Linked DNA regions of Mus musculus: all the other regions are linked to region 1. The links are chromatin loops, found by intact Hi-C in ENCODE. Cell type or tissue: heart. All regions are shown on one strand. Links, peaks and the distances in the headings refer to the core of each region. The heading gives the core; the rest is flanking DNA.

What was found. A loop is a pair of places that touch in the nucleus more often than their neighbours do. Peaks named below come from ENCODE experiments on the same cell type or tissue, not always from the same donor. Only the 100,000 strongest peaks of a DNase experiment are listed, where the experiment ranks them.
Region 2: it touches region 1 in a loop (5-fold over the local background); 4 of 42 quality-filtered maps call a loop at or near these places.
Region 3: a loop joins it to region 1, with 2.1 times the contacts of the local background. A loop is called at or near these places in 14 of 42 quality-filtered maps.
Region 4: a loop joins it to region 1, with 1.9 times the contacts of the local background. A loop is called at or near these places in 4 of 42 quality-filtered maps.

Annotation. Positions count from the first base shown.
Region 1 is chr1:192,781,519-192,787,557 of GRCm38, reverse strand. It overlaps Gm31078 (a long non-coding RNA gene), which reads right to left and starts at 5,857. Exons shown (of 3, transcript XR_373900.3): 1 at 5,827-5,857; 2 at 5,654-5,717; 3 at 462-2,414. In heart, for the core only: a CTCF peak has its summit at 3,007 (motif pointing left); a DNase peak (open chromatin) is centred at 3,017; H3K27ac peaks cover 1,016 bases.
Region 2 is chr1:193,083,793-193,089,831 of GRCm38, reverse strand. The region is part of intron 3 of Gm31406 (a long non-coding RNA gene); the gene reads left to right. All of the region lies in intron 2 of Gm39747 (a long non-coding RNA gene), which reads right to left. Among named protein-coding and RNA genes, the nearest start is that of Gm31406, 8.8 kb to the left of the region's middle. In heart, for the core only: no CTCF peak of the experiment used is centred there; DNase peaks (open chromatin) are centred at 2,721, 3,171, 3,501 and 4,091.
Region 3 is chr1:193,126,959-193,132,997 of GRCm38, reverse strand. It overlaps Utp25 (UTP25 small subunit processome component), which reads left to right and starts at 2,747. Exons shown (of 12, transcript NM_145415.2): 1 at 2,747-2,954; 2 at 3,468-3,507; 3 at 4,452-4,731. The coding sequence starts at 2,848. In heart, for the core only: a CTCF peak has its summit at 2,668 (motif pointing right); a DNase peak (open chromatin) is centred at 2,667; H3K4me3 peaks cover 1,942 bases; H3K27ac peaks cover 1,250 bases.
Region 4 is chr1:192,831,856-192,837,894 of GRCm38, reverse strand. A730013G03Rik (RIKEN cDNA A730013G03 gene) reads left to right here and starts at 2,682. Exons shown (of 1, transcript NR_155503.1): 1 at 2,682-4,776. In heart, for the core only: a CTCF peak has its summit at 3,087; a DNase peak (open chromatin) is centred at 2,974; H3K4me3 peaks cover 2,326 bases; H3K27ac peaks cover 2,084 bases; H3K27me3 peaks cover 3,440 bases.

The DNA.
Region 1 (6,039 bases), core at 534-5,533:
GTTACAGGCACATGCTGCTGGGTCCAGCTTTTTACCTGGGCACTGGCAATCCAAACCCGGGTCCCCATGCTTGTTCAGCAAGCACTTTATTGACTGAGCATCTCCCTAGCCCACCCCAGCTCCTTAAAAACCACAGCTTGGAGCCTAGCCTTGTGGGTGCCATCAGCTTTGATGGAGAGAAGCCCTTAGGGTGGGAAATACTTTCAGTAATGTGTTGCTCTCTTAGACTGCTGGGATGAATGTGTTACCCAAGGCCATCTACAGTCCCGACTAGGATTTTTGGAAAACTGTGAAGAAATACACACACACACACACACACACACACACACACACACACTAAGTCTGTTTCTTGGCTCTCACAGACACTCTGACTTGTCCTGAGTGTTTTTAAAAATTTTATTACTCCTTCATTTGGGGAACAAATTAAAGTTGTGTGTTGATTTCTATGGCATCGACAAACACAGAGAAAGCCTCCTGAAAGTATGGCTCTGTTTCCTGTTATGGACACTCGCCAACAACCACACAGAAAGCAAAATATCCTTAAGAGTGCTACAGTGTACAAGGTTTGCTCAAACTATTGCTTTAAATTCCATTTCTCTTTTAAATTCACCCAGGACCATGTAAAGTCACTTACTTACAAAGGGCACTGACACCCAATACCATGTAAAGTCACTTACAAAGGGCACTGACACCCAATACCATGTAAAGTCACTTACAAAGGGCACTCACAGAGACACAGCCTCTCCTTTTACAGAAAGAACAGGGCTCCAGTAAAAGTGTCACACTCTGGCCAAGGGTGGAGGAACCCTGTGTTCTGTTCCTATACAGTCTCATTTTGGGTCCTCCTGAAGACAGCTGTAGTGCATCTGAGAGGCTGTTCCTGAGGGTGTCTCAGAGGTAGCTTCAGTTAGAGGCTGGGTCTCCTGAGAAGGTCATCGTTGAGAAAATGCTTTCCCAACAGCACTGCTCTCCCACACCTGATGTGACCCTGTCACACAGGCGAGGAAGGACCAAAGCCAGAGAACAAGAATTGAGGAAAGCAGGTCTCTGAGTTTCCTCTAGTGACATAGCACAGTGCTACACACCCATTAGCCTAACAGAAATGCACACTTTCAGAGTTCTGGAGGCAAGAAGCACAAAGTCAGAGGGGAAGTCCATCCCACACTTCAATTCATGGCTTGTGGATGAATCATCCAATCTGTCTCAAACACAGAGAATGTGTTTCTCTGTCTCCTCTCTCCTCCCTTTTCACCCCCACCTTTCTTCTATTCCTTTCTTGTTGAATTCAGACCCCACTATGATCAAGAATGATTCAGTCTTGAAATCCTTAACAATCACACCTACACTGACCCCTTTTGCAGACAGGCTCTGTCACATTTTTTCCCCTCCTATATGTAGTACTTAGCACCATGGATTCAGCACAGGTCAGGGGAAATCTAGAAAACCCAAACAAAGAAGGCAAGAAACACTTCTCTAACACCGCAGAAGCAGATGAAACTGACACTATTAGGTTGTGTCCAGGGTTGTGTCTGTCCGGGCTTTGGGAGTTGGGCAGGCTCTTTTGCAGAGATCCCCAGCCCCTTGTAAAGTACGACGTCCTGCAGTTCCACACAGCCTGTCTCCTAGCTGGTTCTTCAATGTGCTCACGAGTAAGCCTGAGGGGACCAGCTGCATTTAACTTCCTGCAGCTCAAACTAGACATCTTCCAGACCCAAGTGTGATTTCCACACTTGGGTTTAGAATGTATACTTCCTCCTGTGGGAAGTCTGAAAGTCAGCTACATTGTATCATGTTTGACTTGGCTTGAGAAGGAGAGAAAGCTGGCAATGCTTAGGAAAGCCACACCTTTCATTTCTGAGCGTTTCCACAGTCTTAGAGTTCTGGGTTTGGGACAGTTTTCCCTCGTATTTCCCAGTGGTGTAGTTAAGCCTTCAGTGTGTTCACTGGGCTCTCTGCCTCAGGAGCGGCCCACACCCCAGATGCTATGTCCAGGTTCCCCATGACCAAGAGGAAAGTGGGCCAGAGGTGGAAAGTCTTGTAAACCATTATAGCCCCACTCCAGGAAACCTGTGCGACATCTAATTGTGGTGGATAAAGCCGATCTTATTACCCCACACTTCTACATGTGAGGGCTGGGCAAAAGGAAGAGCGTTGCCATGGAAACACAGATCGAGTTCCCAATGGAAAAGTTGTACAATTTTTTTTTCTCTGTGAATATCAATTTATCTAAAATACCAGTTCTGTGAGAGCAGTGGGGTCTTGTGACTGTGGCTCACAGCTGCGTCCTCAGCCCCTCACCCGGGTGTGGCGTGATGAAGCGCTCATTACGCTTCTGATTGTGAATGAAAATGAAGTTGAGTCAGCTTCTTAGCGGAGTTCGGGTTTCCAGCAGCATCCGTGTTCCTGATTCATTTCTAGTAGCCGGGATGAGAGCAGACTAGCACTTCAGTTTCTTTGCTAACAACTAACTATCTAATGAGCTAAAACAATGACTACCACCAAGGGATGCTGCTTCTCAGTGCCCTGTGTTCCCTCCACCCCCCAGGGCTTAGAAAGACCCTCTGACACTACATTAACCTGCTTGGTGAATTCAGGCATTTTGGCTTCATTTCTTTCCTTCCCTTTTTTTTTCAGTGTACATTAATTCGATAAAATAATAGACTTAATTATGACATTTTTATTTTGGATATAATCTATTTTGATCATATTCATACAGACCTCTGACTTCACTATCCTCATTCTCTCTACAGGACAGCTCCCTGCCAAAAATGTGTATACAAACACTCACCCACACACATGCAAACACATATACACTCATGCACACTCGCAGATCCATACACAGCCACACACACACACACACTCATACACACAAACACGCATACACACACACACACACACACACACACACACACACACACACACCCCCTGCCTAAGAAAGCCTGATCAGAACCACCAGCTCAGCAAGGTCTCGGGCAGCCACCTAGTGGTGCCTCTTTATCTCAGCAAGGCCCATCTGCTTCCAAGAGCTGTTGAAGGCAGGGAAAGTAAGGGTGACTTAGCATGTGGCCAGCTCCCTCTTAGATCTTCATAGAAGTCTGTGCCAAAGGCTTCCCAGAGTAAAGCTGGACAACCCAGAATCACCGGAAGGAAGTGATGTCACAGCTTCTTTTCCAGAGCTGCCCCAGGTGGGATGTGAGGGCAGGAGTGAGAGCCAAGGTGGGCAGAGTCCTTGTTTCTCTGGAAATATCAGGATCTGTGAGATTTATTTATCAAACACGCTTTGTCTCAGTTCGGATCTCTCCCTCCAAGTCCTTATGTAGAAAGACACTTTAACAGGGCAGGAGAATGGGGAAGAGGGAGAGTGGGGAGGTGGGAGAGTGGGGAGGCGGGAGAATGGGGAGGCGGGAGAGTGGGGCAGTGGGAGATTGGAGCAGCGGGAGAGTGGGAGGCAGGTGAGATTCACAGCACCTCACGAAGGCTGCAAAATTTCCATGAGAAAAACTCACTGGCAAAGAGCACGACTGGGCCTGTCCCTCCATCCCCAGCAGGCTGAATAGAACTGACTGCAGTAGCTTGACCAGGCACCCTACAGACTCACAGGAACCCCACAGCATCTAAAGGGGGGGACTAGGCACACATTCTACCTCTGGGTGTAGTCTTAAAATGTTAATGAGACTTCAAGAAAGAGTGTGTAGAGCCCCGTGTATCACACACAGTGCATGGGTGCGAAAGCCCAAGTTAGGCGGTGTCATGCTGGAAAGCCTATACCCCATGCACAGCATCAGGAAAAGCTACTAAAAATATTTTTGTGTTACACCCTATTCCCTTTTCTATCTTCTAATATATTCTTTCTGCTTCTAATCCTACCCACCTGTTTCTGCTCTACCCACCAAGCCCCTGTCCCAAGCCTCAAGCCCCCAGAACCCCTCTAGAAGGACCCTTACTTCTGCGGATACAACTGTGAACTGGTGCGATTGCATTACTGGGGAAATTGGGATTTCCCCCCCTCCCAGTGTTTTGATAGAAAACCTATAGGACAGGGAGCTTCCAGAGGAGGAAGATGGAGGAGAGAGCAAGCCACACGGCGGAAGCAGGGTGGGTAGTTTCAAAGAGTGAGGAATCCCAGCCCATCGGGCACAGCATAAGCTAGGCTTTGGTTAGAATTCACAAGAAAAAAGAGGTAGAAAGGAAGGACAGGGCTGTGCTTTTCTTTTTTCCTTCCTTCCTTCCTTCTTTTCTTTTCTTTTCTTTTCTTTTCTTTTCTTTTTTTTTTGACAGGGTTTCTCTGTGTAGCCCTGGCTGTCCTGGAATTCACTCTGTAGACCAGGCTGGCTTCGAACTCAGAAATCCCCCGCCTCTGCCTCCCAAGTGCTGGGACTAAAGACGTGTGCCACTACTTCCCGGCTTGGGCTGTGCTTTTCTAAGTTAGGATCCACAGTGGAAACCCTGCAAGTGACCACACCAAGAGTGGCGTTCTGGAAAGAAAAAGTGTATTACCTTACTGAGGGGATACTATTCCTTCCATCTCAGTCGTGTGCCTTTCTTTAAGTGAATTAGCCTTCCTAAGAGGTGGTCTCTTGACCAAGTGTGTGGCAAAGGCCTGGTTGAATGAACTCTTTAAAAATTACTTTATATGTATGTACTTATTTTGTATGTGTGTGACCTGTGCATGTGCCACAGCACACAAGTGGAGGTCAGAGGGCAGCCTGTGCAGCTGGTCTTTCCTTCTACCATGTATGCTCAGAGGGTTGGACTCAGGTTGTGAAGTCTAGTGGCAAGTCCCTCAGACTGCCACCTCCATCCCTGAATTAAGTATTATACACACACACACACACACACACATACACACACACACACACACACACACACACACACACACACACATATATATACATATATACACACATATATATGTATTATATATATAATTAATTTATATGAGCACACTGTCACTGTCTTCAGACACACCAGAAGAGGGCATCAGATCACATTACAGATGGTTGTGAGCCACCATGTGGTCTCTGGGAATTGAACTCAGGACCTCTGAAAGAGCAGTCAGTGCTCTTAACCACTGAGCCATCTCTCCAGTCCCTTAATTAAGTCTTAAGGCAGGAGACAATGGAGGATAATGTGTTATCATAGCAACAGGTCTAAGGACGCTTCTGTTCTTCTGACTGCTTTTCCTTAGTGGACCTGAACAGAGCTGGAATGTCCATGCTCAGTGGCCTCCCAGACTCTGTAAAACTTGCCCTCAAGAGTCTCTACATTTATTTAAGAGCTAGGTGGGAGCTGGAGAATAGCATAACCATGAAAACCTAGGGATCCAGTTCCAAACTGTCACCAGAAAGGATCCCCCCTCCCCCCATTTCCCTCCCACTCCCTATCTCCCCCCACCCCCACCTCCCCCCTCATCTCCCCCATCCCCCCCCCCCACGCTCAGCTTCCTGTAGAAGTTAGGACAGGTGAGACAAACCATCAGAGCTTATACCCCTTCTGTCATTTCTGGTCTCTGCCCAAGGCAAAACCTAGGACATTTCCCACTTCTTACCAAGGACAAGAGTGTGACAGCTCTGTTTTGGGGTCCCTGCTACTTTTCTGCCTAGCAAATTTCTATTCCCTACCCTTATCAATTGTGGACAAGGAAAAGACTCACCTGAGACAGGGGTGGCTGAGAATATCCATCACCACAGAACCTTCCAAACAGAGCCTGAGGAACCCTGAAAGTTTCCACAGGGTGATAAGCTTTCACAAGTCTCAGGTGCTGTGTCCCAAGACAGGGAATGCTGGGAGAAGGGAAATAAAAATCCCAGCATTAGTAAAACATACATTTCTGGGAATCTCTTCCTTCCATTCCACCCTCCTTTCTGTGAGCACAACCATGAGAGATGCCTCCATGTGACATCACAGTGTGACATCACAATGTGACATCATAGCATGGCATCACATTTCACCACATGCCCTGGCTCCTACAGGTTCAGGCATAGCTCTGTGCACTCCTTTCTCAGCAGCCTTTGGACCTTCACTCCAGACTCTGGGCTT
Region 2 (6,039 bases), core at 719-5,718, 300 kb before region 1:
CCCTTTTCTCATGGTCCCTTGAGCTGCCTGTACACAGAGGCCCCTCTGTTACTCTTCTTCAGCAACAGTCAACACGCTGAGACCATTTTGTATTCCCCAAGACCCTGGAGAAAGTTTTGCATTGGCTTGCTACCTTCTGCCCTCCACCCCACCCACCCCCCATGTTTTCACATCAGTTAGGCTTCAGGTAAAATTCCACTGAAGGCTTCCCTGATAAGCACAGACTCTAATTGTATTGATTCTACAGAGATCTGTGCTTATGAACCTGACAGCATTAGTCTCTTGGTCCCTGTGATTACCTGATGATCACGGAGCTGCTCTGTAGGCACAGGGTCCCCTGGGGAGGCTGATGGACCAGGGCCAGCCCTCTGTTGTGAGGCACACTCCCATCCTCTTAGAAAATAGAAATCTGTGGCTCGAATCGATGTGCTCCCCTGCGGCCCAGCACCTCATAGCCCATCCTTTTGTTGGCACTCGGTGGCGGCAGCTGTTTGGGTCTGTTTTCCTTCTGTTGGGAACAAGCTTCTCCTTGCTACAGTTTCCCAGGGGTCCTTCACCACACAAGCAGCCAGGACTCAGCCTCACTCAGGGCTCTGTTAGTGCATTCTCATGTGCATTTCCCATTTCTCTTCTTCCCTCCTCCCTCCTCTCATCCTCTCTCCATCCTTTGTGGCCAAGCACTTGCTCTTCCTGTGTCTCACCTTTCCTCTCAGCTCAGTGGCTGTTGGTTGGGCATGCGAACAGTAGGCAACAGCACTTACGAGTGACATGGCCTCTGTTATCAAAACCACAACCCTCAGCCTAGCAGAAACCAGTCTTACATCATCACGTTCCCCCATCCTACATGGGGGCCTGAAAATCTAGAGATTGTTATGGTAACGACAGATGTTAAATAAAATTAGAAGGAATTTTAGGGGGCTGAAGAACTGGCTCAGTGGTTAAGGGCCCTTGCTGCTCTTCTAGAGGATCTGAGTTCAGTTCCCAGCAGCCGTGTTCATTGGTTCAAGCTTCAGGGGATCCAACGACCCTGCAGCATTCGTACATTCACAGACACAGAAACATGTAACAATCAAATAAGAGTAAGGTTAGGGTTAAAACAGTGGTGAGGACACTAAGAAAGGTGAATAAAGGGCATGCTGCATGGTGTGAGGCAACCAAACTGCCGCTGGGGGAAGGGGCAGGGGCGGAGGAAGGATAGGGCTCTGGGGTAGTAGAGATGAAATATAGATAGGTTTTAAAAGATGTTAACTCAAGAATACTGGAGGGGAGTGGGAGTGTTTGCTAGCTTTGGGCAGGTTTAGAAGTGCCCAACCACCACCACCACCAGCACTGGAAAGAGAGGCCCATTAGACACGCAAACTTTATATGCCCCAGTACAGGGGAACGCCAGGGCCAAAAAAAAAAAAAAAAAAGGGAATGGGTGGGTAGGGAAGTGGGGGGAGGGTATGGGGGACTTTGGGGATAGCATTGGAAATGTAATTGAGGAAAATATGTAATAAAAAATAAAAAAATAAAGAAGTGCCCAACCAAAGAGCTAGTCAATGCTTATCAAAATTAGCTGGTGTGCATGCGTGCCTGTGTCAGGGAGCCAAAGAGAATTAACCAATTCACTGCTACAGTGTGGGCCACCACATCTAGCAGATAAAATGGCTAATCTTGACTGTCAATTTGATGAGATTAGGATTGCCAGAGAAACAAACCTCCGCAAAAGTCTGTGAAGGGTTATCTATTAGACTAGCTGAGGTGGAAAGACCCAGCCTAAGTGTGGGCGATGGCCCCGTTCTCTGGGCTATGTGGTTCTAGATTGCATAAGATGGAGACTGAGCTGAGCATCATCTGCTTCCAGACTGCAGAGTCCTGAGACCAGCCACCTCAAGTTCCTGCTACCAAGACATCCCCACCACAGTGGACTCCACTCTAAAACTGCAACAAAATAAACCCTGAAGTTGCATTCCTTAGGTATCTTACCATTGCAACAAAATAAATGACCAATACAGCCAGCCATGATGGCACATGCCTTTAATTCAGGATTCAGAAGGCAGAGGTAGGTAGATCTCCGAGGTGAAAGTCAGCCTGATCTACATCGTCATTCTTAGGTCAGCCTGGGCTGCAGAGTGAGACCTGTCTTAAACCAAATGAGGGCATTGCCAAGGAAGCTCCTGTGTGTCCACAGGCTCCTTCTGCTCCACTGGAGGCTATGGAGGCCTGAAAAGGAGCTAAAGGCACCTTCTCCAGAGTTATCACTCCTCTAGCTAAGGAGCCCTCTCTGTACCTATTCAGAGTCTGTAGGGGCGTGGCTTTGTAGTCTCTTTTTCCGGTTTCTGGGATCCCAGCTGGCCTAAAAGTGTGGGGATGCTTCTGCTCCTCTGGTATGAGAGTCTGAGCAGCGCGTGTAGCTGGCCGCATCTGCTGACCTAGTTCTCAGCCCTGCAGTGGTGCCTGAGAGCAAGTAGAGCTAAGTCAAGTCTCATGTTTCCGCTTCACACTGTCTCCCTCAGCCTAAACCTGGGCTGGCTCCTCCTGTTGTCGTCTCCCTGTCTCAGAAATAATGAGGCATCATGGGTCGGCTGCATGTTGCCTATGAACAGCAAGTGGTGGCCTTGAGTGGGGGATGTTTGCTAAGAGGAGCCGTGGAGGGCAGAGGCAGCACCAGCTGCTCAGCTAGCAGTCCTGGAGTCTGTGCCAGCAACAGTCCATCTGCTTATTCATGGAACTGGACATAATAAATCCAGCTGTTGGCTGATGTTGCAAATGGACCTTTTGCTAGTGCTGATGAGAACAAACTAAGTAATAGGCTGTGTCCAGAGCTGGGTAATGGCCATCTATTAGCTTCTGTGGAAACACTCACGTTAAGAAAATCACATCTTGTGTGGCTCTGCAGCTGAAGGAACAGCTTGTTAAAATTTTCCACTCAGGCAGCCTAGAGAGCTCTCAGGGTTTATATACCAAAGACCAGGAGTGTTTACTGGAAAAGCTGAAACCCGCACAGGCTCAGTGGATGCCAGTGACCTACCTTATGAAATCCCCTTATGAAAGTTAACCTTTCTGGATGGGGACAGCAGCAGTGGGCTAGTGGAGATGAGGCAGGGGACGCAGCATGCACATGTTGTCTCTCTCAGTGTGTCAGTTGGTGCCATAGGACAGACTGTAATTGCCTGTTACAAGAAGAGCAAGATCACACTTCTAACTCCCTGGGCCAGAAGCCACTCAGCTGCTCCACTATGACAAGGATCACCAGGCTCATTCCTTGGCTTGGGATGTGGCTCTTTCCACTGAGAGGTGTCATATCAACCTTTGGGCATCACACAGTAAATGGTGTCGCCAGGAACTGCTGTCAGTTGCAGGGTCTGGAGACTTTTTGGAAAGGTTTTGGTATTAGGGAAAGAGAGTACATGCAAGGCAGTGCAGAAGAGCTTCCAGAACTTTCCTAAGAAGCAGCAGCAGATCTGAAATCAGTTTGCCTGTTTTACCAGTGTCGGGGGTTGAACTGAGAGTACTGGGCAAGCACTCTTCCACTCAGCTCTATCCCCCAGCCACACCTCCTTGGCCCTCTCTCAGTCTGTAGCTGTCAGTCTTTCTGGGCCTTGCCAGACTGTCGTTGTGCACTGGAAGACAGAAATCATGGTCTTTATTAAGGCACAGCTTCTCTCAGCCCTGATCTTGGCTCCTGACTCCTTTCTACCATTTCCCAGATTCCCTTCTGGGGACCTGCTTGCCTTCCTTGCCCCTCACAGACATTCTCTCTGCCTACTAAACATCTACAATTATACCTGTAATCTCACCCTCGAGAGACTAAAGCAGGACAGTCAGTTTGCGAGCTATCAGGATTACGCAGTCTGAACTTCATTAAGGAAACAAACAAAAAGCAACAAAACCAGACAAACATGCCCCAGCCCCAGAACCCTCCCGAGCCTGTCTGTCCTCTTGCTACCTTCTGATAGATTAGCAGCTGCTCTCCTTCTTTGCTCTCCTAGAAGACAAATATAGCTGCCTCCTTCCCCACAGGGTATAAAGATATAATTAGATTACATGGTGAGCATAGTTTGACTCAGTTCTTCTGGTTGCCAATACTCGCCAGAGGCAAGGCAGATGCCAAAGCCAAGCTCTGGGACTTCCACTCTCCAGAACCATGGGCCTACAGGGGCTTCTGTTGGAGACTGACCACGTAAGAGGTAGGAAGGACCTGCTGGGAGGAAGTTAAGTCACTGGGGATATGCCTTTGATGGGCCTATTGGGACCCAAGCCCTCTCCTTCCTCTTTGCTTCCAGGCCAACACAAAGGAAGTGGTGTGTTCTTACCATCACCACCCCTCCCACACAACCTGGAGATGTTCTTCTGCCCAAAGTCCTACCACAGACTGAGCCTTCTAAAGCTGTGAGCAGAAAGTAGTTTATCATAGTCAGGGAACGCCAACATGCCCTTTTCCTCTTAAAAATGCATGTGTGCGCAGTCTTTGTGCATCTGTGAGTACAGGCACCCCGTGTCTATGTACAGAGGCCCAATGTTAGGTGGTCTTTCTATTGTAATCTACTTTGCTTATTAACATATTGCTTGAAATGGGACTTTTCGCTGAACCTGAGGCTTGCCAATCAGGCTTTACTGGCTGGACAGTAACCCCCCAGGATCTTCCTGTCTCCCAATCCCGGTTCTAGGATTACAGATATCACTGCCACACACGTGCTGGGAGCTCAAACTCAGGATCTTGTCTTTGTACAGTAGGTTTTTTACCCACTGAGCCATCTCCCCCACCTTAACTTCTTTGCTTTATAAATGATCCAGCTCTGCACATTCTGTTTTAGCAACAGAAATGCTCTCAGGGAGTTCCCAAAATATAGATGTGATTATCGCCCTCCCGATTCACAACGAGAGTGGGTACCCTTTGTCCTCAGCACACAATCCAGTCTTCTTAGCTTATCCTGGGAAGGGATCAGGATGTATCTGTCTGTTGAGTGCCCAACCTTTTCTCTGGTGAAGCTGCCCACCTCCCAGCCCCAGCCAGAACATCTCTTCGTCCTCCTATGATTTGCCTTTGGCATGGCTCTCTGTCATTCACTGGCCGGTGCTGTTAAGTCACCATCTGCAAACAGCTTGTCTCCCAGTAACCGCTGAGGCAGCACCACAGTGGCAATGGTAGAACACTTCAACTCCCTTCCCAGTGAGAGGACTGTCATGATAGTCTGGCACGCCAGAGGTGTGCTCTCCTTTTCTTAAGCTAACCTAACACAAGAGTTTACTAAATGAGAGGTAGCCCTTGGAGTTGGCACTGCCAGCTTCCGTTGTTAGATCGTAAGCCTTTAGTGTCTTCACTTTCCATCTGTATATGCAAACGTTATACCTGGATGTATGTGTATGTGCCCCATGTGCATGCTAGGTGCCTATGAAGGCCGGGAGAGTGTGTTGTGCCCCCTGTAACTGGAGTTATAGATGATTGTAAGTTGCCATACAGATGTTGGGAAACAAACCCAGGGCCTTTGCGAGAGCAGCAAGTAGTCTTAAATGCTGAACTATCTCTCTAGCACCTTGTCTTTGGTAGTTTCTTTTCATTTTATTTATGTATGCATGTGTGGGTATCTGTATGTATGCTGGTTTCTGCACAGGCCAAAAGAGGGCACCAGAGTCCCTGAAATTGGAGTTATAGGTGTCTGTGAACACCTTGATGTGGATACTGGGAACCAAATATGGGACTTTTGCAAGAGCAGTAAGTGCTCTTAACCACTGACCCATCTCTCTGGCTCCAAAAGGTACTCATTTTAAAAGCCAGAATATGGGGCTGGCTGAGGAGATGGCTCATCAGTAAAGCACACATAGTTTATCTGCAGAGTGCTTGCCATGTTTGGCGAGTACTGGAGTTAAATCCCCAGCACCACATTAAAAACAGGCATGGTGGCTTGCTCCTATAATCCAGTACTGAGGAGGAGGGACAGGGGAGAGGGAAAGGATATGTTGGGGCTCATTAGCCAGTCAGGCTGCCATGATTAGCTAGTCCCAGGTGTCAGTGAGAGGCCTTCCCTCAAAAAATAAGGTAGAAAATAGGGCTGG
Region 3 (6,039 bases), core at 341-5,340, 350 kb before region 1:
GATCTTTGATGGCTCGCTCTCTGATGTGCTCTTGTGTTAACATTTTATTTATTGTGTAGTGCTGTGTGTGTGTGTGTATGTGTGTGTACAAGTGGAAGTCCCAGGTCAACATTGGGTGTCTTTCTCAATCATTTTCATCTTACTTTGTGAGTTTGGTTTGGTTTGGTTTGGTTTTTCAAGACAGGGTTTCTCTGTGTAGCCTTGACTGTCCAGAACTCCCTCTGTAGATCATACAGTCTTTTACAAAAGTATACTAAAATATTTACAGATTAAATAATTATTACAATTTGCTTCAAAATTTGTAGGGTGTAGAGCAATAAATGTAAAATGGGTAGCCTTCAGGGAGTAATTGCTGGGGCTGATGGGTAATATCAAGGCTGATGGGTAATTGTGTGAAGCTCATGGGTGTTCCCTGAGGCTCATGGGTAATCCCTGAGGCTCATGGGTAATCCCTGAGGCTGAGTAGCAGGCCTGTGAAGTCTATCATATCTTTTTGTCAAGTTTTTTATTTATTGTATTTGAAAATTTCTGTGGAACTTTTTTCTTTTAAATTATTAAGCCTTCCTGAGTATTCTGAATGCTCTTTTCTTAAAGAATATTCTTGCCCTTTACCCACCTCACTTCAAACAGCCCAGGAACAGTAACTTAAAACCCACTAGCATTTCTTTGTACAGTAACATAGAACTCACTTCCTGAACTACTGTTAACTCTGAAAAGACTTTGAGTTTGAATACATAAAAGGATATCCTAGGGGAGAGAAATGAGTTCTAAGAGTAGAAAGAGAGAAAAAAGGAGGGGAAAAACCTGTCTTTATTAAAACTTCCCAGGTATGTGTGTGGGGGGGGGAGGTCATGTGTATACATGTATGTGCACATGTGTGCTCATAGAGAGCTTCCACAGAGGTATAGAGACAATGGCTAAATTCTTAACCGTCAGGTTATAGTCACATAGGCCCTCCGTCAACCTTATTGAAGGTGACTATCAATACTTTGAAAGAAAGGGACTTCTTTTCCAATAGTCAGCAAGCCAATGCTGAGACTACTTGGATGGAGATAGGGTGAATTTTTGCCTAAAACTGGGAATAGTCTAGATTTGCATGCTGGAAACCACGTGAGAGCAAGAGTCACCTCAAGTGCTGGAACCTTCAGCTTCTGATGAGATCTCTGGAAGAACACGAAACTGCATGTCTGGGGGTGTGGGGTAGGGCCCTTGGGGTGCAGTAAAAGGAGAAAAAAGTATGGCTTTTATTGGTTAGAGCCAGGTTACACGGTCACCAGAGCCATAAAACCTGTGAGGACACTTTGCAAACAGCCTTTTGTTTATCTAAGTGACTATACCTTTCAACTAGACAGAAGACAGATGTCTATTAATGAGTTCCTAGGCCAGGCCAGGTGCTGGCTACCACCCTTTCTGTTTGCATGGCTTTTGATACTTTTTTGCTGGGGGGGGGGGGTTGTCCCCCACCACCACTGGCTTTCCCACTCCCACCCTAATTATTAGTAGTAGATGACCCTGGAACAGAGGGCGGACAGGTGGACCTGAGTAAACCCCTACTCTTCCACAGAAAGATGTTTCGATGTCTCCAGTTGTGCTTTGAGTCTAAGCTGGAGCTAGTACTTTGTTTACATTGAACCTCGGTTAGTTTTGAAGGGAAGTATGTCTTTGTGTGGTGTCAAACAGCCTCACCTATTGCTGTGTGTCCTTGAAATACAGGCCTCAGCTATTTTTGTTCGTTCCTTTGTTTATTTAGAGAAGTTGGGTCTTGTTTTATTTTCCCTGGGTAACATCAAATTCACAGAGATCTGCCAGCCTCTGCTTCCCAAGAGCTGGGATTTAAGGCGTGTGCCACCATGCCCGGCTCAATTTTATTTTTTAAGTAAAGGTCTCTAACACTTCATTCTCTTGCCTCGGCCTCCCGGGGACTGAGATCACAGGTGTGAGTCACCACTAGTTTATTTGCTGTGTGGGTTTGTTTTGCTCAGTGTTAAAGATCAAACCCCAGGATTTGAAAAGTACCTTGGCTAAGCACCCTACATATGAGCGAGCAACGCCCCTGGCCCGTTTAGGCTATTACTCACACTCAGGCTAATACACATCAACTTTAAATGTACAGTTTCACTCGTTTGGGTGATAACACATACAAGATCCTACTTTATCTTGTGTGTTTCTGCTTTTGTTAAAGAAGCAATGTCAGGAGAGGATCACCTCACATACTCCCAGAGACTAATGAATGATCTTTCTTGCTAAGCATCGGTGTCTGCATCTTTCTCAACAGACTGACTCGCTAGATCCGTCTGGACAGTGTGCCGTTAAGTGGGGTGTGCGGGCACCCTTAAGCGATGGTCCTTATTCTTCTGAGTAGCATTCAACCATTTCTGCTAGCATACATTGACATATCAAAGCGAACCACGCGGTTGTGGATTTCGCTTAGTGCTTGAAAACCAGTGCAAGGTCCTGGGTTCAGTTCTTAGCTCCTGGGAGAGGGACAAAGGACCACCAACCTCGTCCTCCTCAATTTTGGAGAAAAAAAAAAAAAAAAAAAAGGTAAAAGATAAGCACAAAGCAAGCCACTCCATCCCGGAAAGACAGCCAGTCCCTGCAGCCCTAGGAGCTGGTGTTCCGATCACGCATGCGTAGACACGCCTATGTGCTAGAGGCGCTCCGGCAGGGGGCAGTATAGCGACCAGAGGGTGTAACGCCTGTCGTACTCTCTGGGCGTAAAGCAGCTTTGCTTTACGGCTCCCGCCTCCGCCGTAAAGCCAGCGTGCCCACGTGCGACAGCGACAACTTGCCACTGGGAACCTTGTGTTTTGTTTGTTTGTTTGTGGCGAGCTTGACGTTTCCGCTATGGGCAAACGCCGGAACCGGGGCCGCAGCCAGATGCTCAGCACCATGACCAAGAAGCAGAAGAAGCACCTCCGCGACTTCGGCGAGGAGCACCCCTTCTACGACAGGTCGGGGTGCGCGGGCCGCCGGGAGGGCTGGTTCCGGCCGAGTTGAGCCGGGTCCGGTCGGTGCAGGACGGGAACCCCGCTGCGGAGGTGCGCTCTGCACCGGGACCTGCTGAGACCGCGGGCCGTGCTGCCTGTCATCCGAGCACGCGCGGGCTCAGGCGCGAAATCGCAGCTTAGCCCAGCCAGGGCCGCGTAAGGGTCTCCAAAAACAGGACGGGAGGTCGGGAGATAAAGTTGGCCCTGAGAGGTGAACCCCGGTGTGCCGTTAAAAGCCAGTTTCTGACTTATCCTTTCTTAAGAGATGTCATTGAGCTCTCTTGTCTGTTACCCTTTTGTCTGCTGATCATCTCTGCCCTTGTGCATGCAGAATTTCATTTTTTACACTGACTGGATATTATCCTGTATTGGACATTTTTTTTTTTTTTGGTATTCATTTAAAGCAGAATCATTATGCCTTTTCGTGATTGTTACGAACTAGCAGCTAAAGTTTAATGTTATCTATTTCTATTTTAGGGTTTCCAAGAAGGAAGCCAAGCCGCAGATTTGTCAGCTGGTAATGCTTTTTTTCTTTATAGTAGTTGGAATTGGGTTGTTACCTTTAAGATTGGGTGTAAACGTAAAGTTTGGTTTGCATCCCCGTGTTTCTCTGTTTTGGGTGTGAGCTGTGATTTTAGTAATGCTACCCAATTGGTTGTAAGTGATGGAGACAGCTGTAGAAATTACCATGTGATGAGAGAGGCTATGGTTGGAAACTACCCCATGACACTGTCTTAAGTTCTGTGGAAGGGGTTCATCAGAGTGCTGGCTCCTTGTGCATGAAAGGCTTCACACAGTATAAAATGGACAAGGGGCCCGGAGACTCAGACAGTGACACTTGCTTGTAATTCTCCTCTTACATCATGCAACATGAAACCTGATGTCTGAGATGTAAGTTAAAACTCATAACCTGAAATTTTGTTTGAAAAGTCAGTTTTCTTTCCACGTGCAGCTGATGTCAATTAGAACCATAGCTTGGTTAACTGTTTTATTTAAGTTTCATGCCCGGCTTGGTTCAAGAGATGAGACTGTAATATTTGCTGAAAAGCTCATAGGGATTTTTGTTTTGTCTGTGAGTTAATGTATATTCATTATACAAAGTAGCGGGTTTCCTAAGGACTTTTCCAGTCAAAATTATCTGATCGTATTCATTTCCTTCCTTTGACTGTTTGTCTTCCATCTCTGCTCATCCCTTTCCTCTTCCCAAATTCTTGTCCTTTTGATTTCATGACTTCTAATTTCTTTTAAATCTAGTTTCCTTGTGCAAGAGAAAATATTACTTGTCTTTAGTCTGACTTATTTTTACTTCCTTATCACCCATTCTATCCATCCCCTTGCATGTGATATAATTTCCTTCTTTGTGGTTGAGGAAATTCCACTAATATGTATTTCTCACATTTTCTTTCTTATTTTTATTTTGACAACAATATATATATATATTAATTTCTCATTTTTCTTTAGCCAGAGAGTTCAGATTCTTCACATTCTGAAAGTGAATCAGAGAGTGAACAAGAGCACGTTTCAGGGTACCACAGACTGCTTGCTACATTAAAGAATGTTTCTGAGGAAGAGGAAGAGGAGGAGGAGGAGGAGGAGGAGGAGGAGGAGGAGGAAGAGGAAGAGGAAGATGACAGTGCTGTAGGTGATGCAGAAATGAATGAGGAAGCTGGCAGTGAGGATGGCAGTGTGGGAGAAGCTGCTGTCTCGGAGGCTGCTGAGGAGGCTGCTGAGACACAGGAACGTAAGTGCCTGGGGCCGGCCTGTCCTCTTCATTCTGTGTTGTGTGGGCTGAGTGAGAGCATGTGGTTCCAAGGCAGAGATTCAGCCTTGTTGGGTTGGGTTAGCTTTTGAGACTCTGATGGGAACACAGGACCCTCTCATCAGGAAAATGCTGTTGGCTTACTCTTTGGGGGACTTGTAACCTCCCGTAAGACCGCTTGGCGTATCAGGGGGACATTATGTGGTCACTGTGACAGCTCAGTTCACTGAAGAGGTTGTTCCGCTTCAGTAAGAGACCAGGTTTGATGGGAGGTAGACATAAAAATACAAACTTTCATGTTGTAGATTTGTTTATATGAAGCAGCTGGAGAGGAGATGAGGCTGCTCTCACTGGGTCCTTAAGGTGACTCTGAGAGGTACTGGGACTGAGAGCCCAGAGAGACTCTGTCTTAGGGCTCAGATGCACCGCTAAGTGATCTTCTGTGCCTGGGAATCACATCCAGGGTCTTGTGTATGTCAGACTGAGCTCGTCTTTTGAGTTACGGTCTTACTGTGTAGACCAGGCTGGCCTTCCGCTTACGATCCGACTTCTGCCCTGGAATACAGGTGTATACCTGTGAAGGAAGGCTTTCCGCCTGTCCCCAGATCTCAAATGACGACTCTGAGACTTAGTTATGAACAAGTGCCTAGACCATAAGCTTGGGCTTGTTCTCCGACAAGCTCATAACTATATGCCCCTCTAGTCTATAACATGCGAGCCACGTGGCTGGTTAGTTACTCCTCAGAGTCCGCTGGTGGAATCACCCTCACCTGAGTAGCTCCCAGAGTTCTTCTCTCTCTACAGAACTCTTACTTCCCGCCTTTTTTACTAGGCCATCATTTTTTTACTGACAAGTGATGCTTCCATACTGTACATAAGAGAATCTTTCTACACACCCCCATGCCTGGCTTTTTTTTTTTTTTTTTTAAATCAGCCTCATTAGAATATGTTTATATGCAAACAGAAGGCAGCCTGGGCTGACCAGGTGGTTCACTGGGTAAAACCTCCTGCTGTAAAAGGTGACAGCTTGAGTTAGAGTTCCGGAACCCACGTAAAGGTGGAAGGCAAGAACCAGATCCGGGTAGGAAAAACTAACTAATAACGAAGTGTACCTAATTTCTATATGCAGTTTGAGCTTTGACAAACATGTACCTTCCATGACCTACAGAGATGCCTATCCTTTTGCTGGCACTGAACTGACTCTGGTCGCTGTAGACTGGCTGTGCCCATTATAGAAATCTGGAAACATGGTTAAACACACAGCCTTTTTGAGACAGGCTCTTACTCTGT
Region 4 (6,039 bases), core at 534-5,533, 50 kb before region 1:
GAAAGGCTCTGAAAGGACCAGAGGACTCTCTTGTGTTGTGATATCTGGGTTCTCTATAGTGAGCTTGAAGGCTGTGGTCCCAGGACTTTTAGATAGCTGCGGAAGTCATTGTTGTTATTTGTAAGATGTGACATCGAATGTTTCAGAAGCTTATGAATCATGAAGTTCCTAAAAACGGCTGCACGGGCAAAGCTGTGTCAGAGTTCTTTTCCTTGGGCTGGAATTAAATCACCTCTGGGTTAACACAGTTATCACGAAACGAGAAGAAACTGGCTATGAGGTGGATGCATTATCCTTAATAAATGCAGTTTGTTTTGAAGACAGAACCATTTAGAACGCTAGCTGTGTGCAGGGGATAAGAGGTGCCCCTTACAGGGGAAAAGATACAATCTCCTAACTCATCAGTCATCGTACAATTTCCAAAGTTCAGGTTGGTTGTGTTACCACAGTGAATGGTTAGTTCCTTTAGACATAGTCTTTATTCAGGGGAAGAAAATTCCCACCAAAATATGGTGCTAAGTTAAACTCTTTAGATGATTTAAGCCCAGTCCTCCTGTGTGCCTGTAACTCACAGGAGAGATGAAAGCAGCATTTGAAACAGAACTCCGAGACCCCACCCTATGACGAAGGAACTAGGGTATTTTCTGCACTGTTTTTATTGTCATTTATTTTTGTTTTTCTTTTTGAGACAGTCATTGTGGCCCAGACTGGAACTCAGTGTGTACCTGAGAATGGCCTTGAACTTCTGATCCTCCCATCTCTACGTCTCCTGGAATTACAGACATGTACTGCTACACCTGGTTATGGTTTATATCATGCCGGGACCAAACCCAGGGGTTTACACATGCCAGGCAAGCACTCTGCCAATTGAGCTACACCACAACACCATGGTTTCCACTTCTAAGAGGGAAGTTTTGATAGCAGATCATATGGTTGGTGTTCCTTATTTCAGAGTCTCATCCTTTTTTGGGCGTGTCATCTTTAAACTCAGCCCAACTGATGACTTCAGGATAGTGGTATGCCATTCAAAAAATCACATTTCACCTCTTTGTTTCTCAGCTGAATAATTTTCCCTAGGTGAGGCATACCTCTCTTGGGGCTTGATGATTGGTAGGGCTTGAGAGCAAAAAAACAGAGGCCCTGTAACTGGAGGGAACTGGGAAAGCAACCACCGGAGTTTAATGCTGGAGTCTCCAGTGCTACATCACGGTAACCCTGGGACGTCTCAGAATCAAGAGAGATCTCCCGCTGTACCACCAGCCCCAGGAATGAGACTCTAGGAATACCTGCAATTTGTATCCACTGAGAGTCATGGAGGAGCCAGAACACCAGTCAGTCAGTGGCAGGTTTTCCCAGAGAGTCCTAGAGATATGCCTGTCTATCAACAAGCCAAGGAAACGATTCCTCCCAGGAATCGTCCAGCTTGTTGAACCAGTGGGTTTCTTGGAGTAACCTTACAGGCCCATAGGTGGTTCAGGAAGACCTCTGACTAAATGTTGCACCTTGTCAACCTTCTACCTCTTGGCCACTTTGGCACACCTGGAGGCTATGTGCATCTGGGGGCCAAGGGTGACTGGAGTCTCAGATGAGGGTCTGCTGTCTTTTCCTTCCTTGTGTGGCTCCTAAGGGTGACCGAAGCCAGTGATTGAGGATGCCAGATAAAGGAAACTCTTAGCTTGCCCAGGGACACCAGGCTGGCCAGCTCCAAACTCTTGCTTCTCACAGTTTGAAAAACCAACAGCTGAAGGAAAAAAAGATCTATTTTTCCATGGCTATAATTCAAACCAGTAAGAGCCTGCAGGCAGCCTGACCTTCACTGGCTTTAGACAAGATGGCTATACACAATGAGGGTGGCATGGGTCGCTGTTGGAAATTGTCACTGAAGAATCCTAAAGCAACCCCGATCATTTGTCCATGTGAGTGTTTCTTGACATGGAAGTTGTAAGAATTCATTCACAATTCCAGTTATTATTATTATTATTACTACTACTACTACTACTATTTTTTTGTTTTGTTTTGAGACAGGGTTTCTCTGTGTAGCCCTGGCCATCCTAGAACTCACTCTGTGGACCAAGCTGGCCTCGAACTCAGAAATCCGCCTGCCTCTGCCTCCCAAGTGCTGGGATTAAAGGCGTGCGCCATCACTGCCCGGCTTACAACTCCAGTTATTATAGATCTAAGCTTAACTCAGTCATTCTAGTATCGTTTAATCTGTTCTCCCCACCAAGTGTGTAGGGGGAGGGGGGAAGGGTGCGCGCGCGCCTGCACGCGCTCGCACTGCCCATGACTGTTCTCCTATCCTGGAACTACATTCCTGCAGGCAGATTTGCTCCCCAGCTCAATACATTACCCCATCCACTCCCAGCCCATTAGCCCTGCACACCCGGAGCCAGCCAGGCATGTAGCGCTGCTGCTCCCGGCACAAAAGTCCTTCGCCTCTCCGCACCATGCAGGCGGGGACCCTGAGCCTCTTCCTCATGTTTATGCGTAATAAAAAAAAGCCCGCGTTCCCTCTGCAGCTTTATGAAGACAGTCCTTGCAGCTGTGACTGTAACTGGATTTTTTTCTTACCAGCTAAGATTATGGTCCCATAACCCAATTAGTGTCATTTGGTGGTGGTCCAAGTGCCTCTCCTGCCCGGGTTTTAATTTGGGGATCCCCGGAGGCTGCACTCCACATCTGTAGCGGGCCTGCTCCTTCTCTCCCGGTATTTACTCGAGGTTTATGGCGGGATTAGCTGTGTGGTCTGGAAGCGGCTGTCCTCTTTCATCCTCACGGGTCTGGAGCCGCCCAGAAGCCTTTTACTTTCCATCCAGCCCTGGCACCTAGAGGGCAGGCAGTCCCGGCGACTGGAAAGCATCAGAGCTCGCTCCGCAGGCCTCAGAAGCGCGGTTTCGCCGGCATGGGGGGAGGTGCTGCTCGCCCCGCAGCGTTCACTCAGCGGGACTAGCCCGCCCCATCCACATAGGGTGCACGGTCCTCCCCGCCCCCACTCACGGGCTGGCGAGGGCTGGCGGGGCTCCGGGCGCCCATTGTGCAGGCAGCTGGCACCAGCTGGGAAGGGAATTAACATAACAAAGAGCCGGAGCGAGCGCCGCGCGGCCGGGCGGGGGCTCTGCAGAGCGCCCGGGGCTGGAGGAGCGCGCGGTCGCCGGCTGTCGTGCACCGGGGCAGCAGGCCTCGCGAGGCACAGACAGTGGGTGCAGGCGTATGTCGGTGACGCCGTGTGCATGTGCGTGCATGCGGGTGCGCGCCTGCCTGGGACTGCGTCCCCAGGCCTGGGATGCTGATGCCCCTGCCTCAGTTCACCTGCAGAGGTTGGGCACTCACGCGCTCAGCATCCTAGCGTCCAGATTGGCCTTCTTTGAAACCACAGTCCTTTTAACTTTCATCGCCTGTTCTCAGCCGGGTCCACACCTCGGAACTACCAGGGGAACTTTCCCCGGGCCAGGCCTCACTCTATACTCCAGACCTTTTTGGCTTGGCCTAGGCCTCCAACAGTTGACAGAAGCGTCAGCACTGGTTCTATCTGTCCCGGGCTGGACACCCCAGGGCGCGCCCTGACCCCGACCAAGGACCAGAGCGAGAGGCCAGGGCCCTACCGGGAGCCCTCGAGTTTGAGGCTTTAGAGCTTGGCCTTCGTCTCCCCTGGCTCAGAGGGTCAAGGACACATTCCTGCTTAATGCTTCTGTTGCAAGCTTTCGACTGGACAGCCTCACCTCGCTTATTGCTAAAAGCCCATGGGAAGAAAGATGGGAAAGCTCAACTGAACTATAGGCAGACAGATGGATAGACAGATAAAAAACAAATCGCTGTGTTTAGACTACTGCCAGGCCTCCGAGGCCCCTGGAGGTCTCCTGTGGGGACTGTAAAAGGAAGTCAAGGCTCAGCAGGACCCGCAACTCGCAACTCGAAAAGCGGACAGGGCCCAGATACGCTCGGCCCCTTGCGCTCTACCTCGGTGACCCCCTCTTCGCGTGTCCCGGTCCCCTCCAAATCCCATCTTGCCATGGGGTTTGGACAAAAGGGCGAGCCCTCCATAGGCCTCTCGCAGCTGTGGCAGCTGGGTGGTCCCTGGAGGGTGAGAAGCAGGCAGAGGAAGCGCTGTGGCGGGAACCTGGGCTCCAGAACCGATGTGCACCTCAGCGCCTCCGCGGTCACTTGGCTGCACGCTTGCTCCTGGCGGGAGCCAGGCATCGATGAACTCTACTGCAGACTGGCTGAGCGTCTCCCCACAGGGAGGAGAGTGATTGAGATCAGCCGTCCGGCTATGTCATCTCGAAGCTCCGTGTCATCCACAGGGCCGGGTTCTCAGAATGTGTTCCCCATGCCTTCGAACACTTTCAAGGGGGCTTGGGCCCCTGGGGCCACCACCCAGGACCACGTTCCCTCTTTACCGCTGGGATGTAAGCTCTCGGTGGTTAGTGACTCAGCACAGTTCACTACAGTTCAAGTAGCTATCCGATCAAGCAGAGCCCAGAAAAAGCTGGGTGCTAACTTCTGCGGACCTGTTTTACCCATCCTAAGGTGTCTGACAGTCCTGCAAAGGGAAGAAGGTGGCACCACTGGACCTCAGCCTGAGAAGCACCCTGTTCAAGGTCAGCAGGCAGTCAGGTGACCTGGCTGCTTTGCAGGGACTTGGTATTGGCTACTGTTGTTGAGTTCAGAATTCTCACAGGTCCTAACCACTGTGTTTATTCTCAATAAATGGTTTCTTAATAATCGTTTTAATTAGCAAAAAGGCTGTCTTATTAAAGCTAATTAAAGGCAATTTGGGAACCTTATTTTCATACAATCATAAAATTAGAGCAACAAGAGGCTAGAGAGATGGGGAACATCTCCTGCTTCTATGCTGAGGGTTCAGGGAGAAGCTGACTGATGTCCCCAATCCCGAGGCAGGCAGGCCTAAGGGGCAGGGGTGCCCAGCCTATAAACTGAGTCCAAAATTTAGATGTAGCCTTGGACAGTATGGAGGACCAGCTACAGGAGGGATTCTCTGTCCATATCTTCCAAGTGGCATCTCAAAGACGTCCAGCCTACTCACCCTCTCTTCATCCTCTTCATCCTCCTCCCATCCTACCCCACCCATCCCTCTTCTCTTCCCCATTTCCTCCCTGCACTGTCTGTCTGCTCCAGAGGACATCTCAATTTTTACATCGAGGAAGAAGACACTCTCTTCCTCCCTCTACCATGGTACTGGCTGCTACAGATTCCCTCACTCTTGCCCAGAGGCACAGTCTCTATCCTGCATTCCTTCCCACCATTGTGGGGTGACTGCACTGTGTCATAAGCTTTCCAGGTGGGTGGAAGCTCTTGGACTTGGCTTTGTGTCCTCCAAACTTTGGCCTAGGTTTCTTGCCCAACCAAGCCATGTCCCTCCCCACTGACCTCAGCCCTGGCTCCACCCTTGCTCTTTATATAGCCTGGGATAACCCCACCCACCCACACACATTTCATCTCCCTTTCCGGGCCCCCCCCCCACACACCATCACCACCATCACCACTCCCTTTTTTCCTGTCTGTCTGTCTGTCTGTCTGTCTGTCTTACACACACTATCACCACCACTCCCTCTTTGCCCTTCTCTCTCCCTCCCTTCTCTCTCCCTCCCTTCTCTCTCCCTCCCTTCTCTCTCCCTCCCTTCTCTCTCTCTCTCTCTCTCTCTCTCTCTCTCTCTCTCTCTCACACACACACACACACACACACACACACACCACTCTCTCTCACACTCTACATCTCCTACAGAGCTTTCTATCATCTCTATAGCTGTGTCTGATGATCTAATGCTAGAGTCCTGTTTGTTTTTGCTTGAAGAAGCTGTCATTTTAGAAAGGCATCATATCTAACTATAGCTTTGAGGATCCATAGACCTTGGCTCTACCCCTGGCTTTACAATGGCTTTATGGCCCGAAGCTGGGCTTGTCTTCTCTGAGCTCTGGTCTTCATCAGCAGAGTAGACTCATCCCATGAGGATATCTGCACAACAGTGCCTGGAATGTGGGGCTAGACCCTGCATGCACACGTCTCCACGGTGCAGACAC